Linked DNA regions of Homo sapiens: all the other regions are linked to region 2. A link is a loop called in an ENCODE intact Hi-C map of the cell type or tissue named here. Cell type or tissue: heart left ventricle. All regions are shown on one strand. Region 1 holds the start of SMPD1 (sphingomyelin phosphodiesterase 1). Region 2 has its middle 23 kb from the start of MRPL17. Region 3 overlaps DNHD1 (dynein heavy chain domain 1).

What was found. Peaks named below come from ENCODE experiments on the same cell type or tissue, not always from the same donor. Only the 100,000 strongest peaks of a DNase experiment are listed, where the experiment ranks them.
Region 1: a loop joins it to region 2, with 2.5 times the contacts of the local background. A loop is called at or near these places in 11 of 110 quality-filtered maps.
Region 3: a loop joins it to region 2, with 11 times the contacts of the local background. A loop is called at or near these places in 74 of 110 quality-filtered maps.

The regions. Positions count from the first base shown.
Region 1 is chr11:6,388,844-6,391,343 of GRCh38, reverse strand. SMPD1 (sphingomyelin phosphodiesterase 1) reads right to left here and starts at 870. Exons shown (of 6, transcript NM_000543.5): 1 at 428-870. The coding sequence starts at 745. LOC124902624 (a long non-coding RNA gene) reads left to right here and starts at 988. Exons shown (of 2, transcript XR_007062573.1): 1 at 988-1,237. RefSeq lists a silencer at 654-1,153. In heart left ventricle, no CTCF peak of the experiment used is centred here; a DNase peak (open chromatin) is centred at 953; H3K4me3 peaks cover 1,848 bases; H3K27ac peaks cover 2,026 bases.
Region 2 is chr11:6,704,709-6,707,208 of GRCh38, reverse strand. No RefSeq gene overlaps it. Among named protein-coding and RNA genes, the nearest start is that of MRPL17, 23 kb to the right of the region's middle. In heart left ventricle, a CTCF peak has its summit at 1,096 (motif pointing right); no DNase peak of the experiment used is centred here; H3K27ac peaks cover 441 bases.
Region 3 is chr11:6,530,235-6,532,734 of GRCh38, reverse strand. All of the region lies in intron 12 of DNHD1 (dynein heavy chain domain 1), which reads right to left. Among named protein-coding and RNA genes, the nearest start is that of DNHD1, 34 kb to the right of the region's middle. In heart left ventricle, a CTCF peak has its summit at 1,281; no DNase peak of the experiment used is centred here.

The sequences.
Region 1 (2,500 bases), 320 kb after region 2:
GCAGAGGAACCAGGCCAACCCCTGGCCACCACCCCTTGGGCCTCCATTTCCAAACTGGGGCTGGGCAGGACTCAGTGCACCAAGCTCAGTGCACACCTTTGCCTTCCAGATATTGCCCTGTAACTCAGGCAGCACCAGGCCATCGCTTCTTCTTTAGCTCAGCGGCCTGTGGCATGAGGCCTTTGCTTGGCAAGCTGACTTCCTCAGGCACTGTCTGCATTATTTTCTTACTTCACAAAGGTCACAATGGGGTGATGGTGGCATGTAGCCATGGGTGTCCCCAAAGGGGAGCAAACTCAGTGATGGATTGTAGATGCCACCCTCTCCATCAGGGATGCATTCTGAGCCCAGCGCACCAGCATCAGCCCCAGCCCCCAGCCCCAGCACTCCTTTCGGCCTCCTCCACTGCAGCCCCTTCAGTGCTCACCTTCAGCCCGAGGTTGATGGCGGTGAATAGACCTTTGCAGATTGGGCAGGTGAGGTTCCCCCACCCAAAGACATCTCGGAGCCGGGGCACTATGCGATGTAACCTGGCAGGATGGCCTTGGGGAGAAAGAGGGTGAGCCTCTGCCGGAGCCCAGAGAACCCGAGAGTCAGACAGAGCCAGCGCCAGCGCCAGCGCCAGCGCCAGCGCCAGCACCAGGCCCATCCAAAGGAGTCCGGGGGCTCCGGCGGTCCCGTCTTGTCCCTGCTCCCGGCCGGACCTGGGGCAGCTCTGGCGGAGTGACGCTCCGTAGCGGGGCATTGTCGCGCTTCCTACACGGGGCTGGTTCGTCTGTCCCGTCCCCCCCGGCCTGGACCCTAGCCAGCCCTCAGGGCCCCGGGCGGCGCCGGGGACACCCGATTACCCTTCTCTGTAGTCGGCTGACTGCTCCGCGGCCGGCCGCAAAGCAGCTCCGCCCCTTCCTCTTCCTCTGATCTCTGACAGCTGATCTCTCGGTGGCGGGCGGCTGTCAACGCTGCGGAGGCGGAGGGGGCGGGGCGCTCCCGGGACCGCCCCGATTCCGCCCCCTCTCCCTGCCCCCGCCCTGCCCCGGGCGCACGGGCTGCGGGGGTGGGGACTCTCCCTGAGGTCACCAGGGGCTCCGCCTTGAGGTCACAGCCGCGGGAGGCCGTGCTCGTGCTTTGGAGCTCCATGTGATGTGGTCGGTGGAAGACGTCTCCTTTGTCAGAATCCGCGCTCAGATTCCCGGAATAGCTGCCAGACCGACCCCAGCGTTTAGCCCGGGAAGGGGAGGTAGGAGAGAGCAGGGCGGGCAGGATCCTCCCACTGGGTGTGTTGCCTCTGACAGGAAGGCGCCTTCCCTCGATTCCCCATGCTCTGCCACTGGCACCAGCCCTCTTGAGTCACCCTGAGAATCACTCACCTGTGATTCAGATGAGGAAACAAACCTTAGAGATGGTGAAGAGACTAGGAAGCCGTAAAGACCATATAGCCGTGGGGGCCAATAACATGGGCGGGAACCCAATTGGGTCTCCCACCTCCGTGTATCCACGACAGTAAAAGCGAGCATTTATGGAGTTGTTTATGATGTGCCAAGCACCAACCCAGGCACTTTATAATTAATAATCTTCAATTCTCACAACAACCCTAAGAAGTACCTATTATATTGGGGCTCAGAAATCCATACCCAAAATATGGTGGTTTGACTTACTAAGTTAAGCCTTAAGGTGTGTCTGGCCTTCCTACTCCCGCGCCCTCTCTCCCAAAGCCGTTACCTAGCGTCCAGACCCATCAAAAGGAACAACGGTTTTTTTCTTCCCCTCCCTACAAAACCAAGAATATAATCACACCTGAACAGACCCCTTCACATGATAATGTGCTAGTTAATCTGTTCCCTGATCCATTCCTTCTCCCTCAGCAGAATTCCTCTTCCCCTCACTCCCACAACCCCCTTTGCCTGAATGACACCTAAGCTTCTGAACTCGTCTGGGAAGTGGGTAGTCACTCTGTGGTTCCCCGTGGACACATTAATACAATTTCTATGCCTTTTCTTCAATTAATCTGTTTTTTGTGGGTTGATTTTTCAGCAGAATTTCAGAGGGCGAAGGGAAAGTTTCCCTTGGTCCCTGCAAATACTATTATTACCCTCCTTTACAGATAGGATGAGGCACAAAGAAGTTAAGTGGCAGAATAGCAATTAAACCCTAAGCTGTTTGACGAGTGCTTCTGAGGAATCCTCAGAGCTATCAAGTCCTGTCAGTTCTTTCCTTTGATAATTTTTTACAAGTGTTTTTTCCCCCCAGTTCTGGGGACATCATCTCAGATAGAGTACTCACAGTAATAATTAGCATGCATTTTTAAGATTATGTACTATGAAAAACAAAACAAAACAAAACCTTTTTATCTAAGGAAGATGAGCCCCTTTAAATTATCAGGCCCAGACAGGCATTTAAAATGTAGCAACAGTCACTCTCACTCTTCTTTGAGCTAAGTAATTATCTCTTGAAACCACTTGCTATGCCAAGTAGCCATTAAATGCCATACACCTTATAGTTC
Region 2 (2,500 bases):
TTTGTTGGTCTTCACTCTACAGAGCTCTCCACCAGGTTCAGGGAAGGTTTGTAAGGCCTGCATCACGGCTCAATGTCTTTCTCTGCCAAATCCTACTTTTGCCCCTTTTCTTCACAGGCGTTGATCCCTAATAAACATCTTGCCCTCCACACTGTTCTACCGTCTGCTCTTGGGGAAATCAACCTGCAACCTACTTCAAGGCATTGGTAGATATTGCTATGTCAAGATAGATTTGGACAATGGGGTGATGGATACTAAAGAGGTAGTGCAAAAAGAAAATGAGGGGCATACAACATTCTCCTCTTCCCAACACCTGTATGAAGAAAGCAGCATCCTTTTGAGGAGTGAGAGAATACAGATCTTTCAGAAGTGAGCAGCAGGCAGGAAAGTGGCCTACAGCCCTGTTGAGAGCAGCAGAGAGGAGCATGAGACATAGCTGCCAGATGGGAAATTCATTAGTAAGTGATCATTAGAAAACAGGAAACTGGTGGATGAAAATAAAAGAAGTAAAACTGATAAGCAAGTAAGAACAGATATTTCTTCTACGTGGCTTTCGAATTGGGGGTAGGAGGGGTGGAGTCAAGGAATGAAGCCTAGGCCTTGCAAATGCATCCCTTAGGAAAAGTGAAATGGAAGTAACGGTTACATCAAGCCAAAACAAGGAGCTTTGACTTGGTCCCACATGCTGCGATCTAGAATTGTTCCTGGCACAGCTAAAGCTTTATCATCCTATGTAATGGGGAGGCACCTATGGATGCAAGTAGAGATTACCCCCTTATATCAACCACATTAAATCCATAAAGTTTCCCCAAAGCCTTTCCTGCCTCAGCATCTAACTTCCTTCTTCTGAGTCTCTGGAGTCCCAGCGCGGCAGGAAAATGGAAATCATAATATAGCGTTCATAGATACAGAATGGCAGCGTCAGGAGCAACTACAGTTCTTAGTAAGAGCATCACAGACCCTCTCAGCCATGAATTAACTTGCTCTTTTTCTACCTCCCTTTGTAACTATAGCTACCCTTCTTAGGGCCTCCCATCTTTTTTCTGAGGCCCTAGTTTGGTTTCTGGCTGAAACTACATGGGAGTTGCAGGCACTTCTCTCACCACCAGATGGTGATAAAGAGCCTATCAGGATAATGAATTCTGAGATTTCCCAACTCCGGCATAGTTAACATTTAGAGCCAGATAATTTATTGTGGGAAACTCTCTGTGCGTTATAAGATGTCTAGTAGCACCTCTGGCCTCTATCCATTAAATGTGAGTAGCACTATTCACAGTTATGGCAACAAAAATGTCTCTAGACATTGTCAAATGTCCCTGAAACATTTGCATTGCCCCGGTGGAGAACCACTGTGAAATGAGGTGTTCAAGAGTTTTAAATAGGAGAAAGAAAATGAATGCAATTTTGATGAAATTTTTGAAAAGCTTTCTTATTTTTTACAATATTACATTTATTGAAAAAATTCAAAAATGTGGAAAAACATAAGAAAATCAGACACCCAAAATCCTGTCATCCAGATTAACTTTGGTGAACATTTTTATACTCATCCTTCTAGGCATATGGACACATAGTGGAAAACATACAATTTTGCATACATGGCAATGTATAATATATATACTCCAAAATTTCACTCATAAATGGCACTGCAGTTAACATACATCTTTGAACATAATTTTTTTTTTTGAGATGGAGTCTCACTCTGTCACACAGGCTGGAGTGCAGTGGCGCAATCTCGGCTCACTGCAACCTCTGCCTCCTGGGTTCAGGCGATTCTCCTGCCTCAGCCTCCCAAGTAGCTGGGATTACAGGTCCATGCCACTATGCCCAGCTAATTTTTGTATTTTTACTAGAGACGGGGTTTTGCCATGTTGGCCAGGCTGGTCTCGAACTCCTGACCTCAGGTGATCTGCCCACCTCAGCCTCCCAAAGTGCTGGGATTACAGGCATGAGCCACCATGCCCAGCCTGAACATACATCTTTGCACAGGTTGAGTGTGACAGTTTTTCACTCCACATTTCCTATATATCTACAATTTTGCCACGACAGGACCCAGAGCTTTACAAAGTAATTTGGACATAGATATTCTTCCAAAGATGTACAAAAACTGCTGGAAAGAATGTGAACATTCCCAGTGCAGTGGCTCATGCTGTCTCTACTAAAAATACAAAAATTAGCCAGGCATGGTGGCGGGTGCCTGTAATCCCAGCTACTCAGGAGGCTGAGGCAGGAGAATCACTTGAACCGGGAGGTGCAGGTTGCAGTGAGCTGAGATCGCACCACTGCACTCCAGCCTGGGCAACAGAGCAAGACTCCATCTCAAAAAAAAATTGTGAATAGAAGATAGAATAAATATAATTCGTGACATGGAAATGCAAGGTGGAAATTTTGGCAAAAATTGAGAGATAACTGATTAGATGTCAGGGATATCTTCACAGACATGGGCCTAGATATAAGCAGTATAAATGTTAGTCTCAGCCAGTTGTCGTGGCTCACACCTGCA
Region 3 (2,500 bases), 170 kb after region 2:
AAATCCACTGTGAGTGCCTGGAGCCTTCAGCCAGTATAGCTAAGAGGTGGGGGTGCCGGGGGGTATCCTGAGAAGGCTGGGCAAGGCCCCTTCAGAGAAGGGAACACTGGAGTTGGATGTGTTGAGTATTAATTCTCCAAAAAGATGAAACAGTGTGTGCAACAGTATGGAAATGACATGTTTGTGAATAGCAGAGTATCCTAGCAGACATAAAAGTATTCTGGTTTTGGAGTCTTACTGCCCTTGCTCTAGAAGAAGGGGACCAAGAAGGTAGTATGATCTGCCTTTTGTTTTTAAGGATTAAAGTAAAGAAAGTCTCAGGTGGATAAGGGGCTAGAAAGTAATCCTGGAAGCTGCCCTTGGCAGTATGAACAACTTTATTATCTCAGAGGGCAGGGATAACACCCATATGATACCTCATAAAATCTAAGATCCCGTTGTAAGAAGCACCATTATTTTATATACCACTAACAAAGAAAAAAAACTGATGCCATCTAAACTCTAACACATCTTCAATCATGAGACACCTTTAAAGTTCAGAGATGTTAAAATATGCACAGAATAGGAAAAATACAATATAGAAATATGGTACACCAAATAGAGTATAGAGTGCTTTCTACATACCAGACACTATTTCAAGTACTTTAATTATATTTTATCCTCACAAATTCCCTTTGAAGTAAATACTATTATTTTACAGATAAGCAAACTGAAGCTCAGAGAGGTTATGTCACTTGATCAACATCACACAGTGGCAGAGCAAGGATTCAGACTCAGGCAGCATGGCTCCACTTCATTATATTTTAAATATAAACATGTTTATGTTATAAATATAAATGTAAACATAAAAATATATGTTTATAAAAAGTATTTAAAAATATTTTTTATGTTATGTGCAAAGTAAACTGACCGATCCTCTATTAGCATCTCTGCAACTAGTAAGTAAAATAGTGAGTTTGGGGGACAGATAATTGAGACATACTGGGTATGTCACTTTCAGAGACTTGGAGGAAGTAACCAAGATGACTGGGTACTAAGACCTGATAATAAGAAAACCTGCTGAGAGGAAGCCTATTGAGGGACAACCTATATCAAACAGAACATGAAGATCTAAACTCATCCTTTTTCACACTGTCCCTTTGGAACATAACAGTAACTAGGCCATTGCAATGCTGCCACATTTGTTTGCTTGTTTGTTTGTTTGTTTGTTTATGGTGCTGCTTTTGGACCAGTAGCAACAGGCAGATGAAGGCAGATGGGAGCTCAACAGTGACACCGTATGGTATAAAGGAGCAATGCATTGATAAAATACCAGGACTCCTTGGGATTAGAAGCTGGAGATGGATAAAAACAGATTTAAGAGATACTTAGGGGGCAGAAGAATGACAAGGATTTGGAGACAGGTTGGATGTAGTAAGGTCAAGGAGAGGGAGGAGTAAAGGGTGACCCCAAGTTTCTGGTGAAGCTAATTCGTCAGAGTGTATAATTACGCCATTTGTTGTTCAAGGGAGTTCAGGAAGAAGAGAAACGACAGAGTTAAGTCAGAGGGTTAGATAAAATTAGATCAGCAAGAAGGATGAGAGTAGATACAAGGGGATAAGGTGAAATGAAAAAAATATTAAGCACCTACTGCATGCCACACTCAATGCTAAGAGTATTGCAAATAATATCTTAGTCATCCTTACTATAACCCTGTGAGTGACTGTGTTATCATGCCCAGCTTACAAATAAAGAAACTAAAACACAGTAATCTGAAGTTACAAAGCAAGTGAAAAACAGACAGGGTTCTAAATCCAGTGCTCATTTCTCTCCACCTGCTCCTCTTAAAGAGACTAGTTGGTCCTGGATTGAGGATCAGGAAGCTAACAAACTAGAACAACAATAAGCTTTCTCAGCAGCAGTGAAGTAAAGCCTGACCAAAACACGGCCAGAGAGAAGACAAAACAATCAAACGTCCTCCCGGTTCCTGCCTTGCCCGCCTGAACCCCCTGTACAAGAGGAGGGAGTTTTAGTGGCCCACTGGATACCTAATGATACATGTGCTTTCATCTGTTGAGAGCCAAGACAGGGAAGGCGAAGCAAGCAGGGCATACAAGCAAACTCTTTCCAGGCCCCAGTGGCTTCTAACCTTCATAAAGAAAGCAGGCCTGGGAAGCCACGGGTCCAACAGGATCTAGTCTTCACAGGAAGTAGATACTATTGGCTATTGCCATCCTTGAGGCTAGGTGAGGAAAGAGAACAACCTCCATATTTCCTAAAAGAACAAATCACTGGCTTCCAAATCTACCCCGCTGTGAGCCTCTCTGTGGCGAACTCCTAGGCTGAGGCACTAGCTAGTACACAATAGCATGAGATATCCTTCCCATGGGAAGGAAGAAAGAAAAGAGGGTAAAAGACTAGGTCATAAGCCAGATTTCTCAGAGACCCAGGGATAGCAACAATTGGGCGTTCAATTAGCAGGGGTAGAAGTGGCAAGAGGAGGGAACCTGAGATGGGTTGA